Regions from separate parts of the Homo sapiens genome. Here regions 1, 2 and 4 are each linked to region 3. A link is a loop called in an ENCODE intact Hi-C map of the cell type or tissue named here. Cell type or tissue: IMR-90. All regions are shown on one strand.

Evidence for each region. A loop is a pair of places that touch in the nucleus more often than their neighbours do. Peaks named below come from ENCODE experiments on the same cell type or tissue, not always from the same donor. Only the 100,000 strongest peaks of a DNase experiment are listed, where the experiment ranks them.
Region 1: a loop joins it to region 3, with 10 times the contacts of the local background. A loop is called at or near these places in 46 of 110 quality-filtered maps.
Region 2: a loop joins it to region 3, with 6 times the contacts of the local background. A loop is called at or near these places in 13 of 110 quality-filtered maps.
Region 4: a loop joins it to region 3, with 8 times the contacts of the local background. A loop is called at or near these places in 49 of 110 quality-filtered maps.

What each region holds. Positions count from the first base shown.
Region 1 is chr2:64,915,643-64,919,642 of GRCh38, reverse strand. All of the region lies in intron 1 of LINC02245 (long intergenic non-protein coding RNA 2245), which reads left to right. Among named protein-coding and RNA genes, the nearest start is that of LINC02245, 15 kb to the left of the region's middle. RefSeq lists enhancers at 1,459-1,538, 2,549-2,598, 2,969-3,158. In IMR-90, a CTCF peak has its summit at 1,826 (motif pointing left); a DNase peak (open chromatin) is centred at 1,782; H3K4me3 peaks cover 222 bases; H3K27ac peaks cover 256 bases.
Region 2 is chr2:65,185,051-65,189,050 of GRCh38, reverse strand. No RefSeq gene overlaps it. Among named protein-coding and RNA genes, the nearest start is that of ACTR2, 41 kb to the left of the region's middle. In IMR-90, a CTCF peak has its summit at 1,607 (motif pointing right); a DNase peak (open chromatin) is centred at 1,600.
Region 3 is chr2:65,571,035-65,575,034 of GRCh38, reverse strand. No RefSeq gene overlaps it. Among named protein-coding and RNA genes, the nearest start is that of LINC03050, 29 kb to the left of the region's middle. In IMR-90, a CTCF peak has its summit at 1,723 (motif pointing right); a DNase peak (open chromatin) is centred at 1,724; H3K27ac peaks cover 151 bases.
Region 4 is chr2:65,263,633-65,267,632 of GRCh38, reverse strand. ACTR2 (actin related protein 2) reads right to left here. Exons shown (of 9, transcript NM_005722.4): 8 at 2,458-2,590. Among named protein-coding and RNA genes, the nearest start is that of ACTR2, 38 kb to the right of the region's middle. In IMR-90, a CTCF peak has its summit at 2,378 (motif pointing left); a DNase peak (open chromatin) is centred at 2,362.

The sequences.
Region 1 (4,000 bases), 660 kb after region 3:
TAAAACATTAGCTTCTGGCCTCCCTTACTCATCTCATGGCCCACCAGTGGGCCTCACTGCACTGCTTGGGAAACTAGGTTTTAGGGGAACTCAAAGAAGGCTCAGAGCCTGGCAGCTGCATACATAGGCCCACTACACATATGTGAGATGTGCTTTGACATCTGCGTGTTTTCCCCATTGTGAGGATGTGGGCTCCCATTCAAGCTTGGTGCTGAGCCTGGCACATCCTGATTGGGCCACATACTCTTTTTAAAAGAATAGCAAAGCTCACGACTCATGGCCAGGCAGTATATGATCAGTGCCATACATGCAGAGGCCCTAGTGCCTGAGGAACTCAGAGGAGGACACAGGCTTGTTCTTAGGACACTCTCTCTGGTCATGACTGTTCCAATCAGCCTGTATCAACCAGTGGGGGTCCCATCTGAGTTGTCCACCCTCCCTCTGAAATGTCCAACACCCCCATCAGAATCATCCAGACCTCTGCTGTTTCCTATTTCTAGGGGGAAGTGACTCTGCTTTGGACTGGTGGCATCAGGCAAAAAGAGTGCTCTCCGCAGGTTTGGTGCCACAAGTGGGACTAAGCAGGGTTTTGAGGGTCTTAATCACCCTTCTCAGGACACAGCAAGAGTTATGAATTAAGAGTCTGGAGGGAAGTGGGGACCTTAACTTGGGAATAACCCTAGCTCCTGGCCCTGTAGCCACTTTTCCTGTCCACATGGGGTTTCAGGCTGACAAGTCCCCTGACATGGCCCAAGGGGGACTTAAGAGGTTCCTAAGAGTGCTGAGGGTGTCACCATGGGTGGGGTGTTAAAGGAACTTCCTCTGGAGTGATGTCCTTCTCTTGAACTAGGAGTATCTAATTTGGTCCAGGTGAGCTTTTCAGTTTAGGGTAGTGAAGGGCGGTCCCTGGATCAGAAGCGTCAGCATCACCTGGGAGCTTGTTTGGAATGCAAATTATTCAGGCCAGACCTCCCACTGAATTGAAAATTCTGAGACTATGGCCAAGCAATCAAGCCTCCCCAGGTGACTGTGAGGTAGGCTCAAGTTTGAGAAACTTTAGAAATCGACTCCTTAAAAAATCCCAGCCAGAAACGGCGGGTCATACCTGTAATCCCAGCACTTTGGGAGACTGACATGGGAGGATCCCTTGAGCCCAGGAGTTTGAGACCAGCCTGGGCAACATAGGGAGACTCCCATCTCTACCAAAAATAAAAAATTAGCCGAGCATGGTGGCACATGCCTGTGGCCCCTGTTACTCAGGAGGCTGAGACGGGAGGATTGCTTGAGCCAGGGAGGTCGAGGCTGCAGTGAGCTGTGATTGCACCACTGCACTCCAGCCTGAGAACAGAGCAAGACCCTGTTTCAAAACATTAAAAATCCTCTCTCTGTCTCTCCTTCTCACACCCACACCTCCCACAGGCTCCCCACCCCGACTCCCCGCCCACACACACACCCATATACTTGGCCAGCAAAGGGCTGTAGTTTGAACATGTGGTTCAAGGAACACAAGTCGTTGCACAGCTGATACAGAAAATCCGAAACTTCCCTGCCCCCAGCCCTCCATCAGGAGTCTCCGGCTTCCACGACCACTTTCACACAGCCCTTATTGAACTCTTGGTTCGACCCTTACTTTTGCATTCCAACTGGATACAAAGCTGAGGACTGTTTTCCTATTATCTGCCAGATGAATGCTTGGATCGGTGTCCAGGCTGCCCGGTCGTGCTTAGTAATCGGAAACAGAGACAGCGGAAATCTCAAATTCTGGTTTCCTGCCGGGGAGCCAGCTCCAAGTCTGCGGGAGAGGAAAGGACGTTGTGACACAGCGCCACCCTGTGGCAGAAAGGAGAAGAGCCGCTCTTGGCCTGTTGTCTGCATTGGATCTCAAGGCCTGGGGTTGTCAGAAACCTGAAACCTTGCAGAACCCCAAAATAACAAAACTGTCATTTAAAGAGCACTTACTGTGTGTTAGGGAGGCACTGTGATAATTGTCTTATATTGTTATGGCCTCAGAGTTTCCCATGAGATGGATACTATTTTCTGAATAAGGAAACTGGAGCCCAGAAGGGTTAAGAAATTTGCCTAAGTTCACACAGCCAAGAAGTAGCCAGGCTACACATCCGCTGAGTGTGGTCACAGAGGCCACAATTTTTTTTTTTTTTTTTTTTTGAGACAAGGTCTCACTCTGTTGCCCAGGCTGGAGTGCAGTGGCACGATCTTGGCTCACTGCATCCTTGACCTTCCAGGCTCAAGTGATCCTCCTGCCTCAGCCTCCCAAGTAGCTGGGACCACAGGCATGCACTACCATGCCCGGCTAATTTTGTTTATGTTTTTGTAAAGACAAGGTCTCCCTATGTTGCCCAGGCTGGTCTCTAACTCCTGGGCTCGAGTGATCCTCCAGCCTCGGCCTCCCAAAGTGCTGGGATTGCAGGCATGAGCCACTGCATCCGGCCGAGGACACACATCTAACCACCACTCTGTCCTTCCAGTCACCTGCTCAGCAGAGAACATTCCCTATAGCAGGGCTTCTCAAACTCACACCTGCAGGAGGCACTGGGGAATCTTGTTAAAATCCAGATTCTGATTCGGCTGATCTGGGGTAGGGCCCAAGAGTCTACGTTTCTTTTCTTTTCTTTCTTTCTTTTCTTTTTTTTTTTTGAGACGGAGTTTCACTCTTATTGCCCTGGCTGGAGTGCAATGGCACAGTCTCAGCTCACTGCAACCTCCGCCTCCTGAATTCAAGCGATTCTCTTGCCTCAGCCTTCCGAGTAGCTGAGACTACAGGCACCTGCCACCACGCCTGGCTAATTTTTGTATTTTTAGTAAAGACGGGGTTTCACCATGTTGACCAAGCTGGTCTTGAAGTCCTGACCTCAGGTGATCAGCCTGCCTTGGCCTCCCAAAGTGCTGGGATTACAGGCGTGAGCCACTGTGCCCAGTCTGAGCCCAGTCTACATTTCTAAGGGCTCCTAGGTAATGTGGTGCTGCTGGTTCGTGGACCACACTTGGAGAGGTGAGGCCCTAGAGCAGCTGTCCAGTAGAACTTTCTGTGATGGTGGAAGTGCTCTAACTCTGCGCTGTGTCATACATCGCCACTGGCTGCAGGTGCTATGGAGCACCTGAAACATGGCTACTGCAACAGAGAAATACATTTTAATTTTAGTTCATTTAAATTAATTTGAATTTAGCCACATGCACATAGTGGCCTCCATACTGGATAGTGCAACATCCATCATGAGTGGGGGCTCAGGCTTGTCATTCAAGAGCCAAAATACCATGGTAGGTTAAAGCAAGACTATATAGGGTAACAAATTTTTGGAGTCATTAGAGATAGTATATTCAACACTGCTGTTTTACATATAAGGAAACTGGCCAGAGAGGCAAAGTGACTTGTTGCAGAGCCACAGAGCTGTTCCTGGCAGAGGGAAGGCTTCAGGTTCAAGGACAGCATTCTCCCTACCATGCCACATTTTGTTCTAGGCCCACTGACCTTCAAAAGAAAAATGTACATTTCCAATTTTGGGAAATCCAAGCTGGGTGTGGTGACATGTGCCTGTAGTTCCAGGTGCCCAAAAAGCTGAGCTGGGAGGATCATTTGAGCCTGGGAGGTTGAGGCTGCAATGAGCCGTGATTGCACCACTGCACTCCAGCTTGGGCGACAGAAGGAGACCTTGTCTCTAAAAAAAAATAATAATAAAAAAAAATAAAAGAAAGAAAATCCTCTATAAACAAAATGTAGCTGTTGGTAATAGTCAAATGCTATTTATTACTTTATACAACGTTTGAGGCAGTTAACCAGGTTTAAATGTTATCCAATTTCCTGAGGGAATTAACTGATTTTTGGCTACATTTGCAAGACCTGCATCACACGAAAAGAATCATCCCTTTTTATGGGATGTTTTGCAACACGAAGTTCTCTGGCAAAACCAAATTAAGACCAACCCCTGTTCAGGCCTCCCTGGTGTGTAGCTGGTGTCTTACCACATGGACTTCAGTGGGTACA
Region 2 (4,000 bases), 390 kb after region 3:
CACAAACTCTAAGGACCTCAAGTCAGATTCTCCAAGGAGTTCTCTTGAGGTCCTTTCTGTTGCCTACTTAAAGTGACCTGGCAACTAACCAAACATATGTGTGTGTGTATATGTGTGCATGTGTGTGTATGTGTGTATATAGACATACATATCTGTACACATATGTATGTGTGTATACATATACATACACAATACATATATACATATACACACACATACAATTAACAGAAGACATATGGATGGATGGCCATAGGAGCATAATAGTCATAATCTGGAAACAATCCAAATTTTAATCAGTAATAGAAATGGATAAATAGTGGGCCTGGCACAGTGGCTCACATCTGTAACCCTAGCACTTTGGGAGGCTGAGCTGGGAGAATTGCTTGAGCCCAGAAGTTTAAGACCAGCCTGGGCAACATGGCAAAACCCCATCTCTAGCCAAAAAAACCCACAAAAATTAGCCAGTTGTGATGGTGCACACTTGTAGTCTCAGCTACTACTTGGGAGGCTTAGGTGGGAGGATTGCTTGAGGCTGGTAGGTGGAGGTTGCAGTGAGCTGAGATCCCACCACTGCCCTCCAGCCTGGGTGACACAGCAAGACCTCGTCTCAAAAAAAAAAAAAAAAAAGAATGGATAAATAATGGTAGCATATTTTTTAATGCAATTTTTTAAAAAAGAATGAACTACTACCACAATGTGGGTAAATTTCACAGGCATATGTTAAGTCAAAGAAACAAAATACAGGCAGGGCATAGTGGCTCACGCCTGTAATCCCAGCACTTTGGGAGGCTGAGGCGGGCGGATCACAAGGTCAGGAGATCAGGACCATCCTGGCTAACACGGTGAAACCCCATCTCTACTAAAAATACAAAAAATTAGCTGGGCATGGTGGCATGCGCCTGTAATCCCAGCTACTTGGGAGGCTGAGGCAGGAGAATCACTTGAACCCGGGAGGTGCAGGTTGTAGTCAGCTGAGATTGCGCCACTGCACTCCAGCCTGGGCGACAGAGCGAGACTCCATCTCAAAAAAAAAAAAAAAAAAAAAAAAGAAAAAGAAAAGAAACAAAATACAAAAGAATGCATACAGTTTGATTCCATTTATATGACTTTCAACAACAGGCAAAACTAATCTATGCTGTTAGAAGTCAAGATAGTAGGGTAAGTAGTGAGTGGACAAGAGGGAGGTTTTGGGGAGATCTACTGGAATATGCTCTAACTTAATCTGGGTGATGATTACATTTGTTACGTAATGGGCTTATACATTTCTACAGTTTCATCTAGCTCTACAGTTGAGATGTGTGCATTTTATTACATATATGTTTACTAAGAAAGTGAAAAGACAATTCACGGAGAAATTTTTCTCCCTATTATTCATACATTGCATTTTCATCATTTGATAACATGAGTTGGGGATTATTTACAAAGAATGCTTTAGTTGTGAGGACATTCTAAGCCTAAAACTGGCAGAGACATTTCAAAAATGAAAATGTTATGTCTAAGGAAAAACAGCCCTCTTCCTTTGCTGCCTGTGACCGCTGTTACCACACTTCTCAGGTTCTCCTAAGCGAGCAGCGTGGCTTCCTGGGCTTCTACCAGAATTTACCAGCAGGGGTCAGCCCTGTACAAAACCCAGGCGCTTGAGCCTCCCGTGAATTGGAACTTGCTCTCTGGTTCTGTCAAGCCATTCTGGCCTTTTAGCTTTCTCACTTCACATTCCCAGCTACACTTCCTTCTGCTCTGTTACCACCACCCACTCCCGTGATCACAACATGGACCAGAAACTTCACAGCCTTCCTCACTCATTCAAACACGCTCTCCTCTCCTTCCGTGCTCTCAAGTAACCCCCGCAGCAACAGTCCTTTCAGCTTAGCAAGCTCTTCAGTCCAAGCCCTGCTGCTTTCTCTCCATCCTGCAGTCCCCTCCTCTCTTCACTCTCCCCTTTTCAACCCAGACATCACGGGTCATCAATGAAATCACTTTTGCAAACACCTCCAACTCTTTGACCATTCTAGGCCTCAGCTCCTAACCCCTTAGGATTTTCTGGCCGGGCGCGGTGGCTCACGTCTGTAATCCCAGCACTTTGGGAGGCCGAGGTGGGCGGATCATTTGAGGTCAGGGGTTCCAGACCAGCCTGGCCAACATGGTGAACCCCGTCTCTGCTAAAAATACAAAAATTAGCTGGGTGCGGTGGTGGGCGCCTGCAATCCCAGCTACTTGGGAGACAGGGGAATCGCTTGAACCCAGGAGGCAGACGTTGCAGTGAGCCGAGATTGCGCCACTGCAGCACTGCCGCTTGGGCAACAAGAGTAGAAAAAAAAAAAAGTTAAAAAAAAAAAAAGGATTTTCTGTTGCACTTGGGATAAAGTACAAAGCCCAATACAGAGCCCCCAAGGCCCTGAGTGACCCAACCTTGGGCTGGTATCTCTCCCACCATGACTCATGCACAGCACTCCCCTCTCCATGTTTTCCACTCTTCCCTCTCCCAGTGGAGAAAAAGTCATTTCCTCCAAGTCCACTCTCTCATTCTCTTTCCTAACAAGGGGTTTATTTCCTTCAAGACACAATATAAAACTTTATCATATTTGTATAATTGCGTATTTAATGTTTGTCTTCCGCTTGGGGCTGTGCACTCAACAGAAGCAGTGCCAAGCACTTGCTAGGTTCATAGAAGACACTTAAGTGTTTGTTGGCCAGGCGTGGGGGCTCACGCCTATAATCCCAGCACTTTGGGAGGCTGAGGCGGGCAGGTAGCTTGACCCCAGGAGTTTGAGACCAGCCTGAGCAACATGGCGAAACACCGCCTCTACAAATAATTGAAAAAATTAGCCGGGTGCGGCCAGGCGCGGCGGCTCACGCCTGTAATTCCAGCACGTGGGAGGCCGAGGCGGGTGGATCACAGGGTCAGGAGTTTGAGACCAGCCTGGCCAACATGGTGAAACCCCATCTCTACTAAAAATACAAAAATTAGCCGGGCGTGGTGGCACTCGTCTGTAGTCCCAGCTCCTCAGGAGGCTGAGAAGGGAGAATCGCTTAAACCTAGGAGGTGGAGGTTGCAGTGAGCAGAGATCATGCCACTGCACTCCAGCCAGGGCGACAGAGCCTCCAGAGCGAGACTCCGTCTCAAAAAAAAAAAAAATTATCCGGGTGCTACTCGGGAAGCTACTGTAACCCCCAGCTACTCAGGAAGCTGAGGTGGGAAGATCTCTGGAGCCTGGGCTGTTGAGGCTGCAGTGAGCTGAGATTGCGCCACTGCATTCCAGCCAGCCTGGGTGACAGACTGAGACCCTGTCTCAAAAAAAAAAAAAAAAAAAAAAAAAAAAAAGAAGAAAGAAAGAAAGAAAGAAGGAAATGTTTGTTGAATTAGAATGTCAATCTAGACCTTGACCCCACCAAGACAGAAGACAGGTGTAGTGCCCTCTGTTATTTAGAAAAATAATCGTAGTAGCACTTTACATTTGTATAGTATTTGTCTTTTCAAAGTACTTTAACATCTATTATCATAATAATAAAGATAGGTAAAAATAGGTTGCATACAATAGGTAAGTGCTATTTTCCCATTTGACAGGTTAAAAAAAAAATGAGTCACGAAGAAAGTTGGCTAAAATATCAGAGTAAGGACTAAAGCCAAAATCTCTAACCTACCCATTTGTACATCTTAATTAGTAAGTAAATATTCTGTCTTATGATCAAACTTGCAGTTGAGATAATAGCTTAATAGGTAAGTGTTCAGCCCTAGAGACATAATGTTCAGTTTCCAAACCCAGCTCCAGTACTTAACTTGCTGTGTGACCTGGCACAAGTTACCTAACTTCCCTGAGCTTCAGTTTCTCCATGCTTAAAGTGTGAATAATAATGCCTATCTGAGGTGGTTGTAGTGAGGTTATAAAGAGTATATTGCTAGGAGTGGTGGCTCATGCCTGTAATCCCAGCACTTTGGGAGCCCAAGGTGGGCGGATCACCTGAGGTCCCGTGTTCAAGACCAACCTGACCAACATGGAGA
Region 3 (4,000 bases):
ACATTAGTATATAAAAAGACTTACTGCGGGAAAAAGTGTGCATCACAAATGAGCAAAGTCATGGAGTATCCGCAAGTCATGTGGGGAAGATGGACTCTCAGGGTTAAGAAAAGAATAGAAAGTTCAATACTCACTATGCACCATACGCAGAAAATTTAATCCCAGTTATTTTAGGCCATAAAATATAAAAAAGAAGTAGTTTTAAAACTAGAAATGTTGTAAGTGTGTATTTCACTGGTTTTGTAATAATATAGAACTTTCTAAGCCTCAAGACAATGGGGAGAAAAGCACAGAAGAAAAGCTAATAGTTTAACATTTCTTTTTAACTAGAACACTTAGTAGACATTGAGAACCTGCTGCTATATTGAAACTCAGAAAATCCTCTCCTAGGATCAGAGGCATAAAGATGCCAAGAAGTCAACCAAAGTTGTATGACAGACCAAGAAACGTCTGTTTCAGACATTTGGAATCCTATAAGATTCCATAAGTTACTTTCAATTGAACCAAATATAACATGTCCTAAACTTCACAGTGAGACTGCTGTTTCACATGACAGCCATATTCCAGATTAATGCAACCTGACAGCATGCTCTATTTTTCTTTTTCTTTTTCTTTTTCTTTTCTGAGACAGAGTTTTTAGCTCTTGTTGCCCAGGCTGGAGTGCAATGGCACGATCTCGGCTCACTACAACCTCTGCCTCCCGGGTTCAAGCGATTGTCCTGCCTCAGCCTCCTGAGTAGCTGGGATTATGGGCACCCACCACCACGCCCAACTAATTTTTGTATTTTTAGTAGAGACGGGGTTTAACCACATTGGCCAGGCTGGTCTCGAACTCCTGACCTCAGGTGATCCTCCCGCCCCGGCCTCCCAAAGTGCTGGGATTACAGGCGTGAGCCACCGGGCGCCTGGTCCCATGCTCTATTTTTCATTCATTCATTTCACAAAAGCTATTATGAGCCCAGACTGTGCAGCACTGTTCCAGGCTCTTGGCATCCAAAAGCTAACCAGACCGTGCTCCCTCCCTCATGTATTTTACCTTCTTTGGAGGCAGAGGGACAATAAATAAGTGCAGAAGTTAACAAACTTTTTCATATTGTGAGAAATGGCAACATAATATGAGCTCATATTTTTACAATCCAGAGTTGCTTTCATTAAGAATCTGTGCTTCTCAACCTTGGGTACACTTTGGACTAATGTAGAAAGCCCTTTTAAATACTGATGACTGGTTCCCATTCCCAGAGATTCTGGCATAATTGGCTAGGTAAAGCCTAGGCATTGGCCTTTTTTTTTTTTTTTTTTTTTTTTTTTTTTTTTTTTTTTTTGAGACAGCGTCTCCCTCTGTCACCCAGGCTGGAGTGCAGTGGCGCGATCCTGGCTCACTGCAACCTCCGCCTCCCTGGTTCAAGTGATTCTCCTGCCTCAGCCTCCCGAGCAGCTGGGATTACAGGCGCACGCCCGGCTAATTTTCTTTTTGTTTTTTGTTTGTTTTTTTTTAGTAGAGATGGGGTTTCACTGTGTTGCCCAGGCTAGTCTCGATCTCCTGAGCTCAGGCAATCCATCCGCCTCGGCCTCCCAAAGTGCTAGGATTACAGGCTTGAGCCACCGCGCAAGGCCTTTTGTTTTTTGTTTTGTTTTGTTTTTCCCATCCCCTCAAGTGATTCTAATGTACGGCCAGAAGAGAACTGAAAAGGGTATATAAAAGAAACTACCACTAGATGTCACTGTCCCCAAAGGTTTGAAGAGAAACAGTCCTCAAGTAGTCAATGGCTAAGTTCCCGCTAGATAAACAGACTTGATTTTGCCATATTTTGGATCCAAGCAAATGTCCAATACAAATATATATATATGTTCCTCAATTTATCTTTGGCCTGAATGAAGCAAGTCATACAAAACCCAAATGTGGCCGGGCGTGGTGGCTCACGCCTGTAATCCCAGCACTTTGGGAGGCCGAGGCGGGCGGATCACGAGGTCAGAAGATCCAGACCATCCTGGCTAACACGGTGAAACCCCGTCTCTACTAAAAATACAAAAAATTAGCCGGGCGTGGTGGCGGACGCGTGTAGTCCCAGCTACTCGGGAGGCTGAGGCAGGAGAATGGCATGAACCCGGGAGGCGGAGCTTGCAGTGAGCCAAGATCGCGCCACTGCACTCCAGCCTGGGCGACAGAGCAAGACTCCATCTCAAAAAGAAAAAAAAAAAAAAACCAAATGTATTAGTTTGCTGGGGCTGCCATAACAAACTTGGGGGCTTAACAGAAGCCCAAAGTGTTTTGTTGGAGAGTTATTTTCTCTTGAGGCCTCTCTTCTTGGTTTGCAAATGGCCATCTTTTTCTTTTCTCTTTTTTTTTTTTTTTTTTTTTTTTGAGACAGTGTCTTCTCTGTTGCCCAGACTGGAGTGCAGTGGCTGGATCTCAGCTCACTGCAACCTCCACCTCCTGGATTCAAGCAATTCTCCTACCTCAGCCTCCCGAGTAGCTGAGATTACAGGTGCACGCCACCATGCCTGGCTAATTTTTTGTATTGTTTTGTAGAGACAGGGTTTCACCACATTGCACAGGCTGGTCTTGAACTCCTGGGCTCAAGCAATCCTCTCACCTCGGCCTCTCAAAGTGCTGGGATTTCAGGTGTAAGCCACCATGCCCAGTCTTGCAGATAGCCACCTTTCCACTGTGTCCTCACATGGCTGTCCTTCAGCCCGTGTTGGCTGGGTCCTAATCCCCACTTCTTATAAAGATACCAGTAATACTGAATTAGGGCCCACCCTAAAGACTGTTTTAACTTAATGACTTCTTTAAAGGCCCTATCTCCAAATACAATCTACAGTCACATTCTGAAGTTCTGGGCCATTAAGGGCTTCAACATATGAATTTGCGGGGCGGGGCTGGGGGGAGGGCAGATACATTTTTCAAGAAATCACCAAGAAATCAAAAGCAAAACCAATCTACTTGATGAGTGGCAAATGAGTAGTTTCCCAGCCATCCACAATTCTAAAGATCTCTCACATAATAACTATGGAGCAAATTGGTTGCTTTAAAAAACAAAAAAGACTTTTAAAAATTATTTTTATTCTTTATTTCTTTAGTTTTTTTTAGCCAGGACATGTTCTTATATGAATTTTTTTTTTTTGCAAAAATCGTACTTCTTGGCCAGGCACGGTGCCTCACACCTGTAATCCTAGCACTTTGGGAGGCCAAGGCAGGCGGATCACCTGAGGTCAGGAGTTCGAGACCAGCCTGACCAACATGAAGAAACCTCGTCTCTATTAAAAATACAAAAATTAGCCGGGCGTGGTGGCGGGTGCCTGTAATCCTAGCTACTCAGGAGGCTGAGACAGGACAATCGCTTGAACCCAGGAGGCAGAGGTTGCAGTGAGCCAAGATCGCACCACTTTGCACACCAGCCTGGGTAAGAGAGTGAGACTCTGTCTCCAAAAAAAAAAAAAAAAAAAAAAAAGGCCTAATCCAAATAGGAAAAGAGGAAGAAAAACTCTCTCTCTTTGCAGACAATATGATTTTTTTCTTTTCTTTTCTTTTCTTTGCTTTTTTTAAGAGACAGAGTTTTACTTTTGTTGCCCAGGCTGTGCAATGGTGTGATCTCGGCTCACCGCAACCTCCGCCTCCCGGGTTCAAGCAATTCTCCTGCCTCGGCCTCCCAAGTAGCTGGGATTATAGGTGAGCACCGCCACGCCCGGCTAATATTTTTCTATTTTTAGTAGAGATGGAGTTTCACCATGTTGGCCAGGCTGGTCTTGAACTGCTAACCTTAGGTGATCCACCTGCCTCAGCCTTCCAAAGTGCTGGGATTACAGGCATGAGCCACTGCACCTGGCCCAGACAATTCGATTCTATACCTTGAAAACCCCATAGTCTCTGCCCAAAGGTTCATTGATCTGATAAACAATTTCAGCAAAGTTTCAGGATACAAAATTAATGTACAAAAATCAGTAGCACTTCTATACACCAATAGCATCCAAGCTGAGAGCCAAATCAAGACTGCAATCC
Region 4 (4,000 bases), 310 kb after region 3:
TACTCTGTAGCTACTATTAAGTGTCTAGGAAGGACACATCCTTATCTTTATGGTTGGTCAACACCTGAAAGAGAAACCTTAAAATGACATAGCAAGTTTTTCATTTACAGTATCACGATCTGCAAAAAAGACCCAATGTAACTATGTCATTCTAAATCATTTGTATATTTATGTCACATAAATGAACTGTAAGGGTTCTAACAATCCAAGATAAAGAAAAACATCAGTTTATTTACCAATTCTGAGACTGTTTTAATTGTTCCTTTTACTTTCTTGCTCTTACATAGGGGTCAGCAAACTTTTTTTGTGAAGGGCCAGATACTTGAGGCTTTGTAGGCGTGACAAGTACCCAACCCCACATGTAGCTAGAAGGTGCCCACAGACAATATGTGACAACAGGTAACATTATGTAAACAAATGGGCTTGGCTGTGTTCCAATAAAACTTAAAAAAAACAAACAAACCAGTTTTGGCATAAGGGCTATAGATGACCACCTCTACTCTAAGGGAAACTTAGCTAGCCCCTGAAGACACTGCTTCTGTAAATACCTCAACTGCTTTACTGTTTCTCTCTCACACACTACCTTAACCCTGGAGGTTTGGTAATATGAGTTATTGCTCTTCATTGCTGCTTCTATCTCGCTCATCCCTAAAACTCCATAGCCCCACTGAAACTCATTCTATCAGATCATTCCATCTACCACTCCCTCCTTGCTGAACTCATCTACAGATTCCTACAGACAAATTGCACCTGCTGTCAAGCAGCTGAACAAGATAGGAAAGAAACAAAACATCTTGCTATAATGTATCACTAACCTCAACTGAGCCCTTCCTGCTGCATGGCAATCCTATTACATTTCTCTATTCTCGCTTCCATTCTCCAAAACAACCATTTCAACCTCCTCCTCTATTCTAAAACTCTACCATCCCTCCCCTCCTCTCAGTGCCTCCTAACTGGTCTCTCTATGCCCACCTTTGTTCCCTCTTCCCCCAAGAGTCTATTCACCACACCAGACTTAATGATCCTTTAAAAATATACATCAGATCCTATCATTTCTCTGCTTAAACCGCCCCCACACCCAAGACTTTCCATTTCACCAGGAGTCAAGCCAAACCCTTTACCATGGCTGAACAAGACCTGCCCTCCTGCTACCCTTCTGACCTCATATCCCACCTGCCCCCCTCCCTTGCTCACTCTGCTCCAGCCACACTGGCACACTCCCACCAACCTGGGGCTTTTGCATTTTTCCTGCCTGGAAGATTCTTCCCCCAGACAGTCACAAGGCTCACTCCTCTCACGCTCAACTTAGGTCTCTGATCAAAAGTCACTTCATCCAAAAGGCCTTTCCTGATCACAGTTTATGAAGGAGCACACTACCTCCCCAACCACTAACATTTTCCAGCTCTTCACCTTACTTTTCTTCATATCACTTATTACCACTAATACATTATTTAGACTAAAAGCAGGGATTCTGTTTTCATTGTTTTGTTTGTCCCCGGCACCTAGACCTATGTCTGGCACCCAGGAGTTCAAGAAATGTTTGCTGAATAAATGATCACCTGAGATTAATTATAAATTATATGTAAAACTCAATAAAATCAGAAAAATAAGTGAAGTACTTAGACAGTATGGCTCCTTTCCAGTCTGTTAATCTGTTTAATGTATGTGAGCCCATACTCAATTTAATTTCAACAATGAGTCATATATGAAAGATGTAACATACAGTACTCTGTAATACATAATCTCATTATCTAAAACAGTTGATCAAAGTCAGTGAGACAAAGCTCAGAGATTAACTCAGGATTAGATAACTCTTGGTTAAGTATACAGCACATACTGTATACTTCACATAGTCCAGAGTCTGGTGGAAAAAACACAAAAACCTATGCCAAAGAAACATCAACTATTTCTAGTTTAAAAATTTCTTTCTACTGTACATACCAACAACAACCAATTAAAGTCTGTTTCAAGAGTTATGACAGTCACCGGAATGCAAAAAATTTTGAGACATGATGTTTTTCAATCTGACTGAGAAGACAACATATGCAACAAATAAAGTCAGAAATATGAGATAGCCCAAGAGAAGTGCTGAAGGCTGATTGCATATCCAAAAAATAAGTTTAAAAAAAGAACAAAACTCAAGTGGGGCATTTATTTCCCTATAGTACAGCAGGTTCTTCTCATGCATATACAGGTGCCTCAGAGTCCGTGCTGGTTGTTACAGATGAACCAGAACTTTTGGCCCTGACCTCACTGCCTCCATCCACCAACTCTATAGAGGTGACCAGAGCTTATCTTGAACTATTTCCTTCTTGCTATCATTTCCAGGATGCACTTGACTGCAGTAGGAATTTGTTTTGGAAGACGTCTTGCTCCCTCTGGTGGTTGTCAAGATTCACAAACTACTGTATAGCCTTTTAAAAGAATGTTAGTAATAGTTGATTTACTAATACTTACAGAAAGTTTTTCCACATCACCCTTCAAAACTCGTTCTAAGTAAAGCTGTTTAAGTTCTCGTTCCAACCGTGATGGCAGGCCAGGATACATAGTAGACCCTCCAGAAAGCACAATGTGTTTGTAGAATTCAGATCTAGAAAGGCACAATGGTTATTCATTTGGAGTTTTAGGTTAGGAAAATGGTATCTCAGGGTTACTGTTACTTATGTCAGCCTCGGGGTTGCTGGGAGAATTAAATAAAATTCCACATGTAAATCACAGGGCTGAATATTTGCTGTTATTACTACTGTGAAGTAACGACCCCTCTTTACATATAAAATCTTTTCATAATTTTGATGAAAATAAAATACTTCTAAAAGTATATAATACACTTTTTTGTGAATATAACTGAGACTTCTAATAATGACCAAGATTTACATTACAAACTATTTTATCACATGCTTCCCTAAAGCCACTAAGATGTGGTTGTTTACTATAATTAGCCCTATTCTACTTTAATCCAGAATTCCTGCTTTTTAATTTTTCATTTATCTTTTGTAGTTTTCTTTTTTGTTCCTTTGCTTAGAGGCTGTCTGCTGTTATTTTTGGCTAGACTGATGTGTATGCTTCTTATAGCAGTACCCTCTTTTCTGATACAGTACCCTGCTATCTACTGACAGCAGTACCCTCTATTCTGATATCTATGAGATCAGAAAATCCAATCTAAAAAGACTGCATATGTAGTAAAAGTAACAGAATCTGAGCGAGGGTCTGAGGAATAATTCTCACAGTAAAGTTTGGGAGCTGATTTGCACCCATTTTGGCCTTTTTCAACCTGGCTTCCAGGTTCTCAATGGCTAAAGCTACTGCAACTCTAACAAAGCATTGCTTTTGTATTTAATTGCCATAGCAAGCCCAGTGAATGTCGCATAAACTAAGCAGTTGAAATACAGATTCATGTGATAAGTACTCACAAGCATTTACATGTACATTTTCAACATGCAGAACACACAAAACAAAATTTGAGTTGTTCCACTTTGCAATGCAAACTCTGTGGAGAAGGTACTGAATCTGACTCCGCACTTTAGGTACGTCGAAGCTCTAATCAGCAACAGGCATGTACTTTTCTTTTTTTATTTTTTAATACAGAGTCTCACTCTGTCACCCAGGCTGGAGAGCAGTGGTGCGATCTCGGCTCACTGCAACCTCCGCCTCCCAGGTTCACGCCATTCTCCTGCCTCAGCCTCCCGAGTAGCTGGGATTACAGGCACCCGTCACCACACCCAGCTAATTTTTTGTATTTTTAGTAGAGACGGGGTTTCACCATTTTGGCCAGACTGGTCTTGAACTCCTGACCTCGTGATTCGCCGGCCTCGTGATTCACCGGCCTCAGCCTCCCAAAGTGCTGGGATTACAGGCGTGAGCCACCGCGCCCAGCTGGCATGTACTTTTAAATACAATTTTGCTGTGAATGAACATCAAAGAACAAAATCATCTCCCTAATCCCTATCATGAGAATTTACCATAATTATGAAGGCTAGATTCGATTTCTGATCATCTTCTA